Regions from separate parts of the Mus musculus genome. Here region 2 is linked to region 1. The links are chromatin loops, found by intact Hi-C in ENCODE. Cell type or tissue: heart. All regions are shown on one strand. Links, peaks and the distances in the headings refer to the core of each region. The heading gives the core; the rest is flanking DNA.

The links. A loop is a pair of places that touch in the nucleus more often than their neighbours do. Peaks named below come from ENCODE experiments on the same cell type or tissue, not always from the same donor. Only the 100,000 strongest peaks of a DNase experiment are listed, where the experiment ranks them.
Region 2: a loop joins it to region 1, with 2.1 times the contacts of the local background. A loop is called at or near these places in 7 of 42 quality-filtered maps.

The regions. Positions count from the first base shown.
Region 1 is chr16:85,007,067-85,017,338 of GRCm38, reverse strand. It overlaps App (amyloid beta (A4) precursor protein), which reads left to right. Exons shown (of 18, transcript NM_001198823.1): 12 at 1,979-2,107; 13 at 3,613-3,712. Among named protein-coding and RNA genes, the nearest start is that of Gm10791, 40 kb to the right of the region's middle. In heart, for the core only: no CTCF peak of the experiment used is centred there; no DNase peak of the experiment used is centred there.
Region 2 is chr16:84,950,857-84,961,128 of GRCm38, reverse strand. App (amyloid beta (A4) precursor protein) reads left to right here. Exons shown (of 18, transcript NM_001198823.1): 18 at 5,697-6,693. The coding sequence ends at 5,798. Among named protein-coding and RNA genes, the nearest start is that of Gm10791, 16 kb to the left of the region's middle. In heart, for the core only: no CTCF peak of the experiment used is centred there; DNase peaks (open chromatin) are centred at 3,738 and 5,488; H3K4me3 peaks cover 287 bases; H3K27ac peaks cover 251 bases.

The DNA.
Region 1 (10,272 bases), core at 681-8,680:
ATGTACAATCGGTACCTGTCCCTGAGTTTACAGAACTAGGAATTCAGATGAGAACTCCCAGAACAGTTTTTCACTCTCCAGTTGCATCATTGTCAAGCCTATCTGCGCCTTGATAGAAATCTATCATGTTAAATTCTAAGATGGGCTCACATAGTGGCCAAGGGTACAGAGCTATGGAGGCAGACAGCTTTTGGGGGAACACTAAGTGTCTATGCCACCTGGACTTGTGTGTCCCTTACATCATCCCTTCAGGCCAAGCATTAACATCCAACTAGTCAACTGACGAAACTTTTTCATCCTGAAATTCCTACTCCCCTTCTCTCTCTCTCTCTCTCTCTCTCTCTCTCTCTCTCTCTCTCTCTCTCTCTCTCTCTCTCCCCCACCCCCCTGGGGACGGTTTATGTCCATTGTGTATGGCTCTGTTTGTATTCTAAGGCACAGGAACGTGGCCTGTACCCCGCATATTTCAAGTACAGAGCACCAATGCCGGGTTGGGCACCATGGATCGGAGCTCCTGATGGAGCTCCTGATAGACAGGAAGTGAGATCTAATCTGGACCTGTGGCTGTCACTTTGAAGAGAGGGATCTAGCATAATAACGGAGTATACTGAATGCAACTACTGGGTTTTGAACAGCAATTCAAGGTAGAACAGAGAAAGGGCACCAAATTCCACTTAGAATTGCCAGGAGAATGCCTCAAAGTTATATATATGCTTAATAAATAAATATATATGTGTATATATATATATATATATATATATATATATATATATATATATATACAAATTATAATACACAGTGTACATTTTGGGGCCGTGCACAAAACATGCTAATTTGATATATATCACATTACCATGTTTTATATATATATGTGTGTGTGTGTGTGTGTGTGTCACTATATATAACCTTGAAGCATTATATAATATAATATATATAATAATATATGATAATAATATACTATAAATTATATATAGTATAATAAAAACACTGTAATTCACCCTCCTATTTACTCCACATATACACTCACATGTGCAAACATGTACATAGCACATATACTGGTTCATATATGCATATACGCATGCATATGTACTTAACATACATAGTTTCTGGTAATAAGTTCCATACCATCCAACTGTTTCTCTAGGTGTTGAACACACATTATTTAATAGCTGTATTTGTCTAAACATTCCTGGCATGTCTTCGTGAAGGATGTATACCCTTGTGCATCATCGTCTGAAATCCTAGGCAGGATACCAACAGCAGCAGAATTGCTCGAGACAAAGGAAACTTAAATCCTTTTTAAAAAATGTCTTCATGTAAAACCTGAATAAATTGAAGTAGAACCAGTTAGAATAAAAACACACCCAAGAAGCACCTAAGAAAAAACTTAATTGTTTCTGGGAGTTTTAGCATCTGATTGTTTGAAAAGAGCTTAATTCAATTTCAAAGTAACATAACTACAGTTCAATGAGGGCCTTTGTTCTGGGGAAAGATAATGTTTCATGGGGCTTATCAGGCATTCCTTGCCCGACAGTTGAAGAGTAGTTAGATTGTCTGTTATTTTCTTATTTTGATTATTGCACCACTGTAAGTTACTAATGAAAGGATTATTTGGGAAGCACTAATTCTGGTCTTGGGGCTGTGCACAAACATGGTAATGTAATCTCATGAACACTCCATGAATATTTCTGTGGTTAAATAGAAGGATCTTACTGAAAACTGAGAAATCCAAAGCTTATTCTCCCTCTACAGCAGAAAGCAGCTATTTAGAAAGAGCGTGCTGATTTAGGACAGTGTCAGAAATACTAAACACGCATATAATTCGTAAAGAGGAAAAACAGGCTGGGTATCCATTTATGAAGAATTGGGAGAATTCCCTTGCAGTGCACACATCATGGGACCCTTGAACTCAATGCTAGTGGAAGAAGTGATGTTTTGCTCACACTTGAAACCCATGTTCTTGCGGTTTTCCTCACAGCCTCATCATGTGTTCAACATGCTGAAGAAGTACGTCCGTGCGGAGCAGAAAGACAGACAGCACACCCTAAAGCATTTTGAACATGTGCGCATGGTGGACCCCAAGAAAGCTGCTCAGATCCGGTCCCAGGTAAGCCCTGAGTGGGGGAACCTTCTGCAGCTTACAGTCCAGTTGTTGCTTCCTCAGTTTGTTGGGAAGATAATTACCTCCCTCTAGAGCACCTATGGTGAGGGTGTTGTATCTCTTTGTCAAGAGTTCTTTAATATCTGAAACTCTAAAAGCTAATCTTCAGAACACACAGTTCTACAAGGCTTAACATGTGGAGGCAGAAGGATGGATAGTTCAAGGCCAGCTCGGCTACTTGAGAGAGATGCTGTCTCAAAGAGGTGAGAAGCAGAGAGATGACTCACCAGTTAAGAGTGCTTGCTCTTCTTGCTGAGGACCTGAAGTTAGTGCCCAGCCCCCACATTTCACCACCACTTAAAACTCTAGGTTCAGGGGATATGACACTATCTTCTGGCTTCCTCTGGTTCCTGCACAAATATCTGAGTGCACACAAACACACATACATACACACATACATAAATAAGCTGAATCTTCTACAAAAGGAAGGGTGTTTTAGTACTGTGTGCCTTGACATTTTCGAAGTTTCCCCCAGTAATATGGAATATAAATTCTGAAGTGTTGAGAGCAGCCAAAATTTTTAATGCTAGCCATTCATCATTTAATGCTAGCCACCAGGTCTGGGAAGTGGCTCACAGTTGACAAAGTGGGAACCAGAGTTTGGATGCCACTGAGTGTGGTAACCCACCAGTAATTCTAGCACTGAGGAAGCTCAGATGGGATCCGTGGAACAAGTTGGTTAGCTAACATAGTCGTATTAGTGAGCTCTGGGTCCGACTGAGAGGCTCTGCCTCAGTGAACAAGGTGCAAAGCAGTAGAAGAAGATTCTCAGTGTGAGCCTCAAGCCTCTACACACTCCCACTTGAGTGTGCATCCACGTGTTCAGTTAACACGCAAACATTCATACATGCACACATACATACATAAATAAACAAAAAATAAAAGAATAAAGTCACCAAAATGGAGAAAATGATAACTCAGTAAACAGAAAGCTGTGTACTCTAATCAGTAAACTATGCCCAGTCCTGGCAAACTCCATTGTAACTACCATGTTTAGGGTTGCTAGAGTCTAGATGAAGATTTGTAATTATTTTCTGCTTTCTCATTCCCAGAGGTTGAAAAACTAGGGTCTGCCTCCAGAAATCTAAGATTTTAAATTTTCTCAAATGAAATAAAACTAAAAATTGCATTTGCCTTCTATACAAAATATCCAATCAAATTGAAATATTCCTATGTATTAGAAAATCTTCAAAGGTATTTCTGTAGGGACTAGGGTATTTAGGAAGCTTCAGTGGTCGGAGTGTGGTGACTGATGTGGTCGTTGAAATCGACTGTTACAAGCATGCAGGCTACTGGTAAATACTGAGGAATGAGAGAATAAAAAAGAGGCAAAGAAACCAAAAGCCCCTTTACTTCAGTGTTCCAGCTGTGTGTGTGTGTGTGTTGGGCGTGGTCTTTGTCACTGTTTCCTTAGCAGAGATTGTTCATGTGGAGGTGCCATCTTCTAACAGGTTATGACACACCTCCGTGTGATCTACGAGCGCATGAACCAGTCTCTGTCCCTGCTCTACAATGTCCCTGCGGTGGCTGAGGAGATTCAAGATGAAGTCGGTAAGTGAGCTGTCCTTCGGATGTTCTCCGAGAGATAGGCTTACCCCCAGAACACATCAGGGCTGAGAGTCTTCTGTGTCTGTCACCTGTGCCCAGGTGCCTACGCGTTGTACAGTACATTTTGTGGGTTGGTGGAGGGAGGGGGGGTTTCACACGTGTGTGAATGAGTCTAAAATCCTTCAGTGCACATGGCAACCAGGGGAAGGAAGATACCAGGTGTTGGAAGATACTAGGTGTTGGAAGATACCACCAGGTGTTCTACTCTATCACCCCGTTCTCATGGGACAGTTGCTATCTGAACCTAGAGCTTGGGTGGTGGCCAGCAAAGCCCCGTGATTTCCCTTAATGGTGCTGGGATTCCGGGGCCACATGCTTATACATGGATGCTGAGGGTTGAAGCATAGCTCCTCTCATTTACACAGCAGGCAATCTCGCCCATTCTGCCCTCTCTAGCCCCAGATCGCCTCTTACAGTGAATCTCACCTTGGCTGCTGCTTCAGCTCTTAACTTTCAATGCCTGTGAGACCTAAAGATGTAACCTGGTATAGAGAAGACCTTGAAGTCTTCAAGCAGTGAATCAGTTGTTGAATCCCATGTCAACAGTGATATTCTAATTTATCCAATCTTGTAGGTAGATACTCACTAGGCTTCTCTACTTTATAACTAAGCACAGTAGTTTTAGCCTACCCTGTGTATCGAGAGCTCAACTCCCCATTTGTTTTTCACTTCCTTAAATTTCTTGTGACTGCACGTTTCAGTTATGTTTGGAAGACAGAGATCAGTAATAAGTCCTCTATATAAGAAGTCAAGAACTGGGTACAGTAATCCATGCCTGTAATTGTGGCACTTGTGAGGCTCAAACAGGGAATTGCTTCAAGTTCAAGTCCAGCTGGTACTACGGAGTGAGTTCAAGTCCAGTCTAGGATACACAGTGAAACCTATCTCAAGGAAAAGATAAAAATAAAATAAATATATATAAATGAAAACAGATCTCCACAAGGGAGAAAAATTCAAAACATAACTCATAATCTTACTGAATTGAAGTTAAAATTTCTAGATGTGTGCATTAAATGAGTGTGCTTTGTGGTTAGCGTCACCCTCTTATCCTGTGTGACTTACATTAAGGTAGCATTAGCAATATCAAACTATAGAACAATAAGCCATTAGAAAGGAACTGTACCTAAACCCGCTAATTACAGTTGGCACTCTCTGGTTTCTAATTTGCTCTTTGTAGAGCTTCTCATTTGGCATTGTGCTCCTCTAAATATTAGCCACAAGTGAGTCGGACAGATGGCGACTCAAATCCCTCAGTGCTGCAAAATACCCAAGAACGGGACCACCCAGTAACTTAAAATCTCAGTGGCAGAGAGATGGTTAACTAGAATCACACTTGGGTTTCTGTTCTTTCTTTCAATAAAGTAAGAAACTGCCATGGGGGTAGATCAGGAACAATTACGTAAAAACTAGGACTGGAGGGATGGCTCAGTGAGTAAAGTGCTTACTGGACGTTTAGAAGACCTGGATTGAGATCCCTCGCACCAACATTTAAAAAAAAATGTCAGTCATGATGACATGTGCCTGTAAGCCTACTGTAGGGGCAAAAGCAGGTGGATCGCAGGGGCTTGCTGGCCAGCGCTACTGCACCTGTGTCAGTCGATAAGGAGAAGAAGCCATTGAAGAAGGCATCCCAACATCAACCTATCAGCCTTCGTGCACACACACACACACACACACACAAGATTCCTGTCATTCTACATATACTGGAGACCACATACTTACAGAAAATCTTTCTAAGATCTTTCTCTTGGAATCCTGGATGCTATCATCTTAAGATAGTTGTTTACATAGGAAAAACCACTTGCTGCAATGAACACATTACAGCCTGTCCACTACAGGCCTGTGTGCCCTTTAAGCTCCTGACACAAAAGCTTGAGGTACGAGTTCTTCAAGGACAATGGGCTTCCTTGGTTGTCCTTAGTGGGCTTCCTGAAGAACTGTGACACAAACAAGCAAATGAACAGCCAGTAAAACTCTCCATCACATCGATGCAGACAAACCCAAAATCGGCTCTGTATGCTGCTCACAAAATCCTTTATATTTTAATCTCTTTACTTTTGTTCATATTTGAAGTATTCCATAATGAAAGTGTGATTTGTTTGTTGTTATCCAATGCAAAGAAGAACCTCATAGAGTCCTTCCGATTGGCACCTTACAGTAGACACAGTCGTCTGTGGATTCCGTTCACCCACCATTTTTCCCTAAGTTATCAAACTTGAGGTTTGAATCAGTTCGGTATAGATAAGGAGAAAGCCACACTTCAGTTGGCAGAAGGGTGAGATGGGAAATATAGAGATGCTCGTGTGTTTTGGGTAAACGTTGGCGCCTTTGTGCACCTCAACTAGGATAAGCTCAATTCAGTCTACAGCTTGGAAAGAATGCAGCATTCTACTGCTTAACACTCATGGTTGCTTTCTGAGTAAAGGGTTTTAGGCTGAGGATCTGCCAGTATCAGTTTTTCTTTAATGACACAGGTGTATCTCTCTCAGTGAATTATGCTTCCAACCTTAAATCTCTATTATAGGCCAAAATGGGTGAGAAGGGGGCCTTAACTACAAAGAAGTTATGCTGTGTGGTTGGAGGTGGGGACTGGAATCAAGCCTGTAAGAAAGAATAAATAAACAAACCAACCATACTGACTAGGAATCATGCTGCCAGGGAATTCTGGCCCTGATCATGTTACCCCATTGTGCTTCCCTGAGGCAGCCCATCTGGTTAGGCTACAGCCAGCTCTAGTAAATCCCAAATCGGTAGTTCTAGTAACCACACACATATGGGTGGCCTTCCGTCATCCAGCATCTTGTGTGCCTGAGAGACTCTGGACCAGTCCTTCTCAACCTTCCTGATGCTGTGACCCTTTAATACAGTTCCTGATATTATGGTGACCCCCCCCAACCATATAATTATTTTGTTCCTATTTCATAACTGTAATTTAATATTATGAATTATAATGTAAGTATCTGATATGCAGGATATCTGATATGCAACCCCCGCAATGTGGTCACAACCCACAGTTTGAGAACCAGCTTCGGTAGACTCTGGAACCACACATTTGACCTTGTCCTGCTTCCATGGTCTCAGGAACTTCCGGCCGAATATCTGAGCCTTTACCTCGCATTGGCCGCCTCACCCAAATTCTCCCTCTGGATGGCCTGAGCAGGACAGGTGTCCTGTCCTTGGAAAGTCGCATCCCTCAGGATCCAACTGAAAGCCTCAGCAGCTCTGTAAAGTCTTCACCGATAACCTCAGAGGGCAGAGCAGGAAGCAATGGTTTGATGAGCTCAGACGGGTCTGCCCATGACATCAGTGTCTAGGTATATTGTGAAAGGTCACCTTGGAGTACTGGACCAGCGCATATAGAAGGAGCAGGAGGTCTAGGGGAGGAGTCCGGGCCCTCGGTCCCTCAGACATTAGGTGTGTCCACGTTCAGCAAGGTTTTCTTGTATTTTGCACAAAGGCGGCATACGGGCTAATATCAATGGTGAAGAATTCTGTGGCAGTATCTCCAGCTCATAATTGAAGAAACTGGATCCTAGAGAGGCCACTTAGGATGATAGTGGAGGAATAAAACTGACTCTGAGGCCAGGGTCTTGCCTGAATCCCACATCTGTGTTCTCTCTGGCACCCATTGTCTTGCACCGTGAGTTCTCTTCTCTTTAACCTTAGGGTCTACACATAGGGTTTAAACCTGGGAGGCCATACTCTAGCTTGTGTTGATTTCTATGTTTCTATCACAGCAATGTCCAATCCGCTGAGCTCTGCTGCCATCCATGGTCTTTGACTGTGGTTCTAGCAGACAGCCTGGTGTGCTTTAGAGATTTCCGTTGCTGTAGTCTAGGAATGAGGCAAACCGTCACGCTTTGAGGTCGCTGTCCCTTAAATTATGAGATGATCTGTTTCTTGATAATGCCCAAACCTCCATGCTAAGCTCCTTCCTTGACCCCTCCCATACCCATTGCACGAAGTACCTCCCTTTCTGCTGTGACAATGTTCCCTAAAGCTGTTATGGTTGATCTACCCAACAGAATGATGTCATCGGGCAGTGGCAGCAAAGTAAAGAATAAAGCAGATTTCCCAGAACCCTTTTTTAACACTGTATAAGGAGGTTTGGGTCGCAGCCTTGACACTGTGTCCTGTGGTCATCTCCAGAGTTTACACAGTCACATGGTTGGTTGATTGGTTGATTAACCATGCATCTGATTTGGTTCTCCTAAGTATTGTCTAAACTGCTGTTAGTTCTTTTTACAAAAGGCTGACCTTTTATTATCTTGCCGTTTTTAGTCCAGCTTAAATTATTATTCACAAGTCCCAAAGCACACATACTAGTTACTATTTTCTTTTTCAAAGGTTTGCATGTAAATTATGAAGCTTTCTTGTTCAGAAAGGTTGTAAGAAATGTTGATAAAGAGGGGACATTGCCTTACGTCTTCTAAATCCTGTCTAGGAATGTGCTGTTCAATTCAGTGATGACTGAGTTACCGTTCTGATGAAATGCAGCTGCTCAGAGTTCCTGCCCATGCAAATCGTCGTCACTTCAGTCCCCACAGCTCTTCAGCTCAACGCTGATTTGGCCCACTTGCCATTCTAAGCCATTAGATGTTTTTGTCCCTTGTAATTTCCCTTAAGTCCCTTAAGTCCTTGCTAAATTGGTTCTGGCATTGAGGAATTTTTTTTATCATTGTCCCTCAAGATTCTTCAGATTGCAGCCACCTCAAGGCTGTAAAACTGTAGCAGCATTTCATTCCGAGATGTCTGTCTCACACAAGGCTGTCCTGACCAATTTATGAGTTAAACAGAAGGAAGGAAGGAAGGAGGAAGGCAGCTCTAATTGTTTCACACTGGTTTATCATTTAAATTAATAAAAAAAGTGAAATACTAAAAACCAGAAAGACCGGTGACTGGGTAAATCCGTGGTTAGTGGGGCTGGTATGGAATGATGTGCCAAGGAGACAAGAAAGCCACTTTCATGGAAGAGTGCTTACTGTTGTTACAACTTTGCTTTTTATTACAATTTCACTGTGGCCTCTTGATAAAAATGTCCAGCCTCCAGGGAAAAAAATCCAGCATGTCTATTTCAGGGACAGTGTCTCTGTTGTCTGTGCCTATGTGGAGCTGGTTACAAATCCAAATTGGGTTTAAAGTCGAATATTTACAACTCTTCTCAGTCTGACAAAATAGAAGAGTGAGTTAGTACTGCCTGAGAATTATTTACCATCCCGTGGGTACTTGTCAGTTAAGAGAGAGCATTAGTTTCGGCTCCAAACTTTGTCTCTGTAAGTCCTTCCATGGGTGATTGTTTCCAATTCTAAAAAGGGGCAAAGTGTCCACACTTTGGTCTTCATTCTTCTTCAGTTTCATGTGTTTTGCAAATTGTATCTTATATCTCGGGTATACTAAGTTTCTGGGCTAATATCCACTTATCAGTGAGTACATATCATTTGAGTTCCTTTATGATTGCTATTGGATGGAGCACAGCACCCCCAATGGAGGAGCTAGAGAAAGTATCCAAGGAGCTAAAGAGATCTGCAACCCTGTAGGTGCAACAACATTATGAACTAACCAGTACCCTGGAGCTCTTGACTCTAGCTGCATATGTATCAAAAGATGGCCTAGTCGGCCATCACTGGAAAAAGAGGCCCATTGGACATGCAAACTTTATATGCCCCAGTACAGGGGAATGCCAGGGCCAGAAAATGGGAATGGGTGGGTAGGGAAGTGGGGGGAGGGTATGGGGGACTTTTGGGATAGCATTCTAAATGTAACTAAGGAAAATACGTAATAATAAAAAATATTTACAAAAAAAGAGAGAACATTACTGAGAGAGAGAGAGTGTGTGACGCCCCAGGAGATGGAGTTCAAGACCAACCTGGCTGCCTAGCTAGACATCCTGGCTTGTTGAGAGTGAGGGAACCAGAGAGATAGAGACGATAAAATTGTTAGTAAATAAGACAGAGGCACTATTTAATTTATTCTGTTCTTACTTGATTTTTAATAAAAGTGACTGCTACTCACATGTAAAGTCTTACAGCTGAATTAGGCACTCAAAAACAACATGTGTTCATATTTCAGACAGACATGAGGACCTTCCTTTGGTGACTTCATTATAGTCTCAAAGCCAATCTGTTGTTCCCAGTATCATTAACTGAGTGTTTGCCTTGCTTGTAGCCACCCTTATTTAAATGGGTATCTTTGACTCCCCCTGAAAAAAGACAACATTTTTGTTTTTTGATTTTTTTTTTTCAAAATAAAGCCCCTAGTTCCACGCATGAAAATGTCTGGGCTAGTGCAGAAATCCCCAGCAGAAGATAGTAGCCTTCAAATTAGATGGTATTCCCAGTTTTCTGACAGAGTGAGACTGGGTTGACGAGTCCCCAGACAGAGAGGTTAGCCTCCTCAGAGTCCCAGCCGGTCTTTACAACGTGGGGAAGAGGCCTTTAACAGATAAACTCGCCCAAACTGCCAAGTGCTGTTCTTTATATACATTCCTGGCTATCATATAGTAT
Region 2 (10,272 bases), core at 1,065-9,064, 57 kb after region 1:
ACATGCATACACACACACACACACACACACACACACACACACACACACATGCACAGATACCAAATTTGGGGTTTTGTTCTTTCTATAATGGCACCTAAGTTTTGTTCTTCAAGGACTGTAAAACATTATCTCCAATGCATCTTTCTCTCGTTTCTAATGAAATCTGTTTTCCCCCTACTTCAATCCCCTATTTGCATATGCGAATAATTCAAAAACTCCTTTGAATTTCATTAATAGAATTCAATTTAAATGGTCTTACAGTGGAATGACTCTGTCCAAGCTGGGACTTCTGTCTGGGAGGAAAATAAGTCTGCCAATTCCCATCTTGATACCACAAGCCAGAGCCTGTCTCTGCTTGCTGAGTCTACCAGCAAGGTACCAAGGCTACCACAGAGAGAACCACAGACAGAGTGGATGGCACAACAAAAGTGTACTTTCCTGACCAGTGATGGAGGTTAGAAGTCTGAGACCAGGCTGTCAGCAGCCTTGGTTGCACCTGATGCCTCTCTCCTTGGTTTGTAGATGTTTGTGTTCTCCCATGGTCTCCCGGGGGTCTTACTATGTCCTGATCTCTTCCTTCTAAGGACATACTGGGCTACAGTCTGCCCACATGACTTCATTTGGCAGTAGTCATTATAGCCACAATCTGAAGCCTTGGATTTGATAGGGGCACATTGATACCCAGTAACAACAACACTGAGCAACAACAACAACAAAAAAAGGTGTGATGTTCTTACCAGAACTCCATTCACGCTGAGACATGGGAATTTTCTCGAAGGCTTCAGTATAACACACACTAATGCTGACTGCTTTGAGGTACTCTTTAGGCAGGCTTTGGGTAGCAAAAAATGATACCCCCTCACCTCCTAACCTAAGCCCCCTCTTAAACACCTTCCTGCAACCTGGACCGAGTGATTCTTTTGGGCAGTAACCAAGAGACACTGCCTCTTCAGAATGACAGAGGGAAAGAGGTTGACATGTTGATTCTAAAGAAACTTCGGCATCCTGGAAGGGTCACTGCTCGGCGTATCCAAGTGGCATCTTCTTGAGCGCCACTCAAGAAATGGTCTTGGTTTTCACTTGATTCCCTATAGACTCACTTTGTCCTGGAGAGGGATGCCGTGGAGAGTCTGAAATCTCTTTCCCTTTAACAGTCTGTGTTTCTGTCCGTGACGAGGCTTGGTCCAGCTCCGTATTGAGTCCACACTGGGACAGAGGGTTGAAATAGAACTCACTTGTACTGCTGTGCCTGTACCCTGCCCTTGGGGAGGTGTCATTTAGCTGGAGTGGTAGAACTAGGCCACCGAGAGCTACTCTTCAGCCTGGGGTGTCAGTATTGAAGCACGCTGCCATGGGCTTCAGCAAGCCCTTCATCTTTGAGTACCTCGGGAATGCGCAGGGTGGATGTCACCCTCTCCTGCCTGACTTTGGAGCGCTGCACACACTCGGCCACAGTGTCTCCACAGCCACAGGTTGAGCTCCCCACCCCCGCCCCGCCCCAACTGATCAAAAGTATTTAGGGAAAATAATGCACCTGAGCATGAACAGATTATTCCATAAATAATCACTATGACAACCATTTGCATTTAGATTGTATTTGGAATTATATGTCACAGTCATCTGGGGGTGCGTAGCCATGCTGTATAGGGGAGAATGTGTGTAGGTCATATGCAGATACCATGCGTTATTAAGCAAAGAACTTAAGCACCCTTCCTCTTTGGTTTTGGAACCCATCTCCTGTGTGTGCTGAAGAAACGCTGCACGTACGTGGAAATGACACTATTCCCGGCTCTACTTCATTTCCTTCATGGATGAGCAGACCTCATTCATGTCAGTAAGAACAAAAAGGGGCAACGAATGGACCGAGTGTCCCGGTCACTCAAGGCCACGTCTTTGTATTTTTCCATCACCTGGGCATGGTGGAAGCATGTGTCTCCTGAGTATCTCTTGTCCTCACAATGAAAGACTCCCATGGGTCACAAAGTAGCAAGCCTAGGAAAACTGTGGAGGGAAATGTGGGCATTCAAAGAAGCCTAGTGGCTATTATTATTATTATCATTTATTATTATTTTTGATACAGTAAATAGCCATCAGGCATGAGCAGTTGGTTTGGATTTTTTAAATATTTTTTATTACATATTTTCCTCAATTACATTTCCAATGCTATCCCAAAAGTCTCCCTTACCCTCCCCCCCACTTCCCTACCCACCCATTCCCATTTTTTTGGCCCTGGCATTCCCCTGTACTGGGGCATATAAAGTTTGCAAGTCCAATGGGCCTCTCTTTCCAGTGATGGCCGACTAGGCCATCTTTTGATACACATGCAGCTAGAGTCAAGAGCTCCGGGGTACTGGATAGTTCATAATGTTGCACCTACAGGGTTGCAGATCTCTTTAGCTCCTTGGGTACTTTCTCTAGCTCCTCCATTGGGGGCCCTGTGATCCATCCAATAGCTGACTGTGAGCATCCACTTCTGTGTTTGCTAGGCCCCGGCATAGTCTCACAAGAGACAGCTACATCTGGGTCCTTTCGATAAAATCTTGCTAGTGTATGCAATGGTGTCAGCGTTTGGAAGCTGATTATGGGGTAGATCTCTGGATATGGCAGTCTCTAGATGGTCCATCCTTTCGTCTCAGCTCCAAACTTTGTAACTCCTTGTGGTTTGGATTTTTAATACCTAAGAAGTAAATATTAATTTAACGATTTGCTTAACATGATGCCAAAGGTTCATTCTGCCAGGAAGGCTTCCTACTTTAGTAACAGCTATCATGGCCCTTGAGTATTGCCTCCTGAACATGCCCACAATTTCAGTCTGTTGCTAGAGGCACACAGTGGTCACAGAGGGATTGGCACAGTCCTCGAGGTAGCTTTGAGGGCCCTTGCTAGGAGGAAGGCTCATCCTTGTTCTTTGTTTAGCCGGAGGTTTCTCCCCAGACATGAATATTCACTTCCAGAATTCAAGACGATTGGGGATTAAAAGATGCCATTTGGACTCTTCTCCTCGGGTGCCTTTAAAAGCAATCTATTCGGAAGCCCAGAGCCCTGTGAACACTGAGGGCTAAGCTGTCCCCATGGCAGGAATCGTGAACCCCTTCTGCTTCCCAGCAGCAAAGGGCATGGAGGATTAGCACGCAAAGCAAACCAAGAAAAGACAGGGAATTGAGATGCCCGGACTGAGTCCGCTCTCGGAGCCTTGGATCTCCGGTGGGGCTCCCTTGAGCATTTATTTTGGAGTTTGAAGTCAGAAAACTAAATAACAGTACTAAACACGAAGGTGCTCTGCTGTTCTTGGAAAATGCAGAAGACTGTTGGCAGGCAGCTCGAGAGCCGCTGCCCCTCCTCGAGGTATAGACACACTAAGAAACAGCAGCTACATGCTTGATCTCCAAAGCAAGTTTATTTATTTATTTTTTTAATTCCCTTATTTGACATTTCAGTTATGGGGTCCTAGAGAGTGGAGAAAATGGCCAGGTTCAAGTGGCACAGGATTGCAGACAGGCTTGTCTCTAGCAAGCCGAACAGGAGGGTGACTGAATGCTCTCACTTTGGGGAGTTAATCTGTAGAGAGAAGGCATTTTAGCTTGCAAGCCTGTCGCCAATTAAATCGAGGTGACCTCATTTGTTGACAGCAGAGCAGATCACAGCAAACAGGAGGAGATGGGAAAAACACCTGTGTGTTTCTCCCAAGGGGCAGTGATGCTGAGCAGTGTTCTCTGAGTGCTAGCTCCTGGGTAGGCCTTGGTATAAGAGGAAAACACCCAGGCCCTTACTGGAGTGACCTGGAGACTGGACTGCAGGCAACTCTCACAGGAGGGAAGATGCGAGCAGCTCCCATCTGGATCCCACCTCGTGCAGATGGGAGGAGTCAGGGCGGATGAGCAGAAGGAAATGTCCCAGGACCTAAGGGCAGGGCAGCTCCTATTCCCACTGCCTTTGACTGTGTCCTGAAGTCTGTCCTGAAGTCTGTCTCGTGCCCAGCCTAAAAAGGACTAACTAGTTCTCTGAAGTGGGGTCACACCCAATGGCCATGAAGGAATTCATCTCTACAAGGCTCTCCACCTGAATTACTCCTTAGGTGGGACTAGGCGTGATCTGTGTGTATCATATGATCTATGTGTATCATACCACATGTCTGTCCATCACCTGGTAGGTAGGGCAGCACTGGCACCATGCATATCTGCCCCCCCCTTGTTGTTTTAGGAGCCACCATAACAGTAAGACAGTTGTGCAGGGTCTGAACTGTGCCACACTGGCAGTAGGCGGGGTGGGGGCAGGGGACAGAGACAAAGAGAAAGCTGGGGAATTGCCAGACATCATTTGACAGTGCTCAGCAATGGGAACTAGAGACCTCTGAAAAATGAGGCTGCAAGCTCCATTCAGTCCAGGACAGAATAAGAAATATCCCTGTGAAATGAATCCCATAGAACACACCTTAACTTTTCTGTGGGAAACATGGTTTATGCTATGTGCATACGGACAGAGTCCTCTCGTCTTCCAACGCGGCTTTACAGAGGCTTGGAGCTCATATTAATCCAGCAGACTCAAGCAAGCACCTCCTCTTCTCCTCACTGGGAGAGGTAGGACAAATATAGAAACAAGAAAAGCCATTAGCTACTGTAGAGAGATGTGTGCCCCGCACAGTCTGCAGAGACTAACACCTGCCCGGCTCTCCGTGACAATGGCTGAGGCAGATTATGTTTACCGTGCCGACCTGATCTTACAGCTGAAGCCTGCTGTAGAGCTCTGGCCTGGCGGAAATGAGGCCTGAATGCAACCCCCAGGACTACAAATCCTGTATGTGTAGGATGAATGGGTAGGTGGGTGGATGGATGGATGAGTGGATGGAAGGATGGATCGACAGACAGACAGATATGTATGTATGTATGTATGTATGTATGTATGTATGTATGTATAATTAGGATAGTGTGTCTATACAGTTTCCCTTTTTGTGTCAAGTAATACCCCCCTTTTTTCAAATTTTTATTAGATAATTTTTTCATTTACACTTCAAATGCTATCCCAAAAGTCCCCTATACCCTACCCCTGGTAATACACCTTTTATATACATACACTCACACACACACAGACACACACATACATCCATATATGTTACCTTTATTTATACCCCTTTTATATGTGTATGTGTGTATATATATACATATATATATATATATATATGTATATATATAATAAAAGACATATACATACATGTGTGTGTGTGTGTGTATCTTTTATTTAATAGGCTCTCAAAACTCTCATTAACATTTCTACAGAGATAAATGTACTTCGAAATGGCAGCAGATACCTGGGGCCCCACAAAGCGGAGTGTTATATTCTGCACAGATCTAAGCGTCACTCACAGTCATTCACAGTGCGGCTTTGTGAGATGTTCTTTCTCCTTCACCATCCCACAAACTCCAGTGCTGGCTGTTTCAGCCAATGTGCCCTGTGCAGACCCGAGTACTCGCCTCAAGAATTTCAGCACCACCTAGTGGCCAGATGCAGCATCGGCGTAAGCCATTGGCTCTGCCACGTGGTGTCAGAAGTTGGGGCTAAAGCTGATAAATCACGGTTGTTAAGTACTTTGGGGGCAAAGAAAAGAACTGCACACCGTGTCCTGTTACTGCCTACGAGTACTGTGCTCCTTTAAAGTCCTCGGTCTATTTTAAACCCGGATCTCTGTACCTGCTTTCTAGGTCGACGCCGCCGTGACCCCAGAGGAGCGCCATCTCTCCAAGATGCAGCAGAACGGATATGAGAATCCAACTTACAAGTTCTTTGAGCAAATGCAGAACTAAGCCCCACCCGCGCCACAGCAGCGGCCTCTGAACTTGGACAGCGAAACCATTGCTTCACTACCCATCGGTGTTCATTTATAAAATAACGTGGAAAGAAACAAACCCTTCCGTTTATTTACTCACCCTCGGCTTTTGACAGCTGTGCTGTAACACAAGTAGATGCCTGAACTTGAATTAATATACAAATCAGTAATGTATTCTCGCTTTCTCTCTTTACATTCTGGTCTCTACATTACATGATTCATGGGTTTTGTGTACTGTAAAAAAAAAAATTAGCTGTATCAAACTAGTGCATGAATAGATTCTCTCCTAATTATTTATCACATACATAGCCCCTTAGCCCGTTGTATATTATTCTTGTGGTTTGTGGCCCGGAAAAAACTCCTACTTGAAATATGCTTTAAAAATCGATGGGGGATGCTTCTTGTGAACGTGGGCGTCTAGCTGCTTCTCCTACGTATTCTTTTCCTGATCACTATGCATTTTGAACATTTTTTTAAGTATTCCAAATGACTTAGAAAATTCTTTTTCCATGACTGCATCTTACTGTACAGATTGCTGCTTCTGCTCTCTTTGTGATATAGGAATAAGAGGATACACATTGATTTCTTTGTGCCTGTTTTATGTGCACACATTAGGCATTGAGAATTTGAACATTTTTTTTGTCCATGTATCTTTGGATCTTTGATAAAAAAAAATTAAAAAAAAATTATCCCTGTTCATCATAAGCACTTTTACGGGTGGGGGGAGGGAGTGTTCTGCTGGTCTCCAATTACCAAGAATTCTCCAAAAATTAATTTTCTGCAGGATGATTGTACAGAATCATTGCTTATGCCATGATAGCTTTCTACACTGTATTACATAAATAAATTAAATAAAATAACTCCAGGCAAGACGTTTCTTTGAAGGGTGATTGTGTGGGAGGGAAAAGGCAAGATCCCTGCATTTATCAACCCAAGGCGCTTCGTTTAATAATACTGACAGAGAATGAAAAGCCAGGAAGAGAGTAAGAGGGAAGAGAGGGCACCCTGAGACACCCCTGAGGGTTTGTATAAAATTGTGTTTTCATAGGAATACCTTAGACTGGTATGATTGTATGGTGAGAGTTTATTGCTTAGTCATCTAGACCCGTGAGAACACCTCATCTGGTCACTCACACCTAACCTGTGAGTCTGATGAGGAAATTGTGGGCGCACACAGCTCTTAGTGCTGGTAAACTAACTGGTGGAGTTTGTTGTTTTTAAAAGGCTGTGCTTCCCTGGCTTGGTTCTTCCTTTCTGTCTTAGTCAGGGTTTGTATTCCTGCACAAAACATCATGGCCAAGAAGCAAGTTGGGGAGGAAAGGGTTTATTCAGCTTACACTTCCACATTGCTCTTTTGTTTATCACCAAAGGAAGTCAGGACAGGAACTCACACAGGGCAGGAACTTGGAGGCAGGAGCTGATGCAGAGGCCATGGAGGATGCTGCTTACTGGCTTGCTTCCCCTGGCTTGCTCAGTTTGCTTTCTTATAGAACCCAAGACTACCAGTCCAGGGATGGCACCACCCACAATGGGCCCTCCCCCCTTGATCACAATAATTGAGAAAATGCCTTACAGCTAGATCGCATGGAGGCATTTCCTTGAGGGAGGCTCCTTTCTCTATGATAACTCCAGCTTGTGTCAAGTTGACACACAAAAACTAACAGGTTCCAAATGTGAAACACACACACACACACACACACACACAAACAAAACAAAAACAGAGAAAAGCTGTAGAGTTTTGATTTGGGGGTTTTGTTTTTTGTTTTGTTTTGTTTTGTTTTGTTTTTCGCTTTCAAGCTAGGGTCTCAAGTATCCCAATCTAACCTTTAACTCATGTAGCCAAAGATGGCCTTATCCTCCTGATGGTCCTGCCTCTACCTTGCAAATATTGGGACTGCAGCATGCGCCATCGTGCCCTGTGTATATGAAGTGCTGGGATTTGACTTCAAGGCTCCCTGTATGCTAAGTAAGTTCTCTACCAAGTGAGCTACATCCCCAGGCCCTGGAAATGATGGGTAGAGCAGCTGATAGTCTGCAGCAAGCTCTGGACCTGGGCACTCCCCACATTTTTGGGGGAGTCACTCTTATTCGTGGGGATACGAACGTTCTAGGATATTTAACCGCATCCGCCTGATTCTAACCAGAAATGTCTCCCGAGCTGTATGATGTCTCACACGCCTGTGACTCCAGTGCTTGGGAGGGAAGCAAGAGACCAGGCCTGCCTGGAAAACAGGGTGAGATCCTGTCTCAAAGAGTGAGAAGCAGAAGTGTTTCCAGAAGACGTTCTCCAACACCAGAAGACGGATCAAGTGTCCAGATCCTGCCAAACATCTCTTACGGAAGCGAGTTACAAACCACTGATCTATAAACAGTATTTTGACCTTTATATTATGTGGCATGTGTTGTATATGATACAATGAACGTGCGTTTGAGTTTCAAAGGACTACTGGCTGGGAAGTGTGTGCCTTCCACTCTGTGTGGTCTGGAATCAGACTCAAGTCATCAGGCTTGGCAGCAAGTACTTTTACCCACTGAGCCTTCCTACCATCCTTCATTTTAGCTTAATGGCCTGTGCACACAACCTTTTATTGAGGATGCTTGTATTAATTCCAGCTGCTATAAGAATAAACAATAGACAAAGACTAAATGTCTAAACTTCACATTTTTCTATTCTATCAGGGAAGAAGATTGTGATGGCCGTGTTTGGGTTCTAGAAGAGACTTCTTCCTAGCTTGCACCTGACCGACTCCTCACATGATGGTGAGGGAAGTCTCTAGTGCTTCATCTTCCTTGGGTGTTAACCCCATCTTGAGACCTGACCTGACCTAGCCCTAGGCACTTCCCAAACATCCCATCTCTACATGTCATCATTGAGAACTGGGGTTTCAATGTAAATTTAAATCCAGCTGCTCTTCCAAATGTCAGGGAGCACATTGTTCCTCCTTTATTGTCCTGTATCTCAAGAACGTAGGGATCAGCCAAACACTTGTACCATGTGCTAGAGTCATGGTGGCACACAGCTTGTGGGAGTAACCAGCCAATAACTGATTTGATTTAAGGCCCTCTCCACAGGGTGTAAGAGACCAGATAGCCTTGGGACCTAGGGGAAGAACAAATAATAATGGTCTTTTAAAAAGAACAAAAAAGTGATAATGAATCAGCCAAGCACCTTTTAGCTTTACATCACAATATTTTAAACGATGTTTCAGTATACCACTATAGTATGGACAAACTGGGTGGAAACACCTGAGGGTTAAATTTTTCACAGAAGAATTAGGTGTGACTACACCGAAAACACAGGACAAATTGTGAGAATAAGATATTATCATTTTGCCTGGCCTAGTGAGAGGTGATAGGATAATTCTAAGACATTTACATCTAGTACATTTCTACTGATGTCAACGAAATTGAAAGCTGACTCCCATACATAGTTATGTATGACACTTAAAGTCCAGGCCAGCCTTCAGTTGTAGTGACCGTAAGTTTTAGTTTAATTTTTTAATTTTTCCCCAAGGAGGTAAGATTTGAAAGTGTGGTGTGACTTTCCCACAGGAGACATAAGCAAACATCTATCCCAGAGAGATCATCAAGAACAAAGAAATAATTTTCCTGAAGTCTAACGGCAAACATTGTGTTTATTGGGATTACCACGGGGGAAATGGATGGAGCACTAGTTACAGAGGCATGGTTGACTCAAGAGTAGCTATATCACCAAAAGGCCCACCTCTGAGGAAAGATGCAACCAGCTCTCTGCAGGCTCCTCTCTCCCCAACAGTGTGCTCGTATAACCTTGAGAAGGAAGGGGGACTTGTTGATATTGTTTCAGGAGCTTTCCTAGATTGGTGGTCATTTGGCTCCTGAGTCTAAAGAAGTCTCCTGGACAGAATGATCTTGATAAAGAACACACTAGCACTCATCAGGGTGCTAGGACAGGGACTTTGGTGTGGTTAGCAGGGTGAATGACACAGGGTATCTAAGAAGAGCTTAGTTTGTATTTATCCCCAGTGACGTTGAGACTTTCTTGTGCTCAAAGGCTATTTTACAGTTCAAAATTTCAATTTATATCTTTTGTATTCAGACTTAATGTCTATATTAGTATCCACTTGGCAACTCTTCTGTGTCACATTTCTACTTGCAGAGTAGGTTTTTGTCTACAGTCTTAGGGTTTTAAGGCTGTGAACAGATACCATGACCATGGCAACTCTTATAAGGACAACATTTAATGGGACCTGGCTTAAAGGTTCAGAGGTTCATAAAGGTGGGAACATGGCAGCATCCAGGAAGGCATGGTACAGGAGGAGCTGAAAGTTCTACATCTCATCTGAAGGCTGCTAGGAGAAGACTGGCTTCCAGGCAGCGAGGATGAGGGGTCTTAAAGATCATGCCCACAGTGACACACCTACTTCAACAAGACCACTTCTTCTAGTAGTGCCACTCCCTGGGCCAAGAAT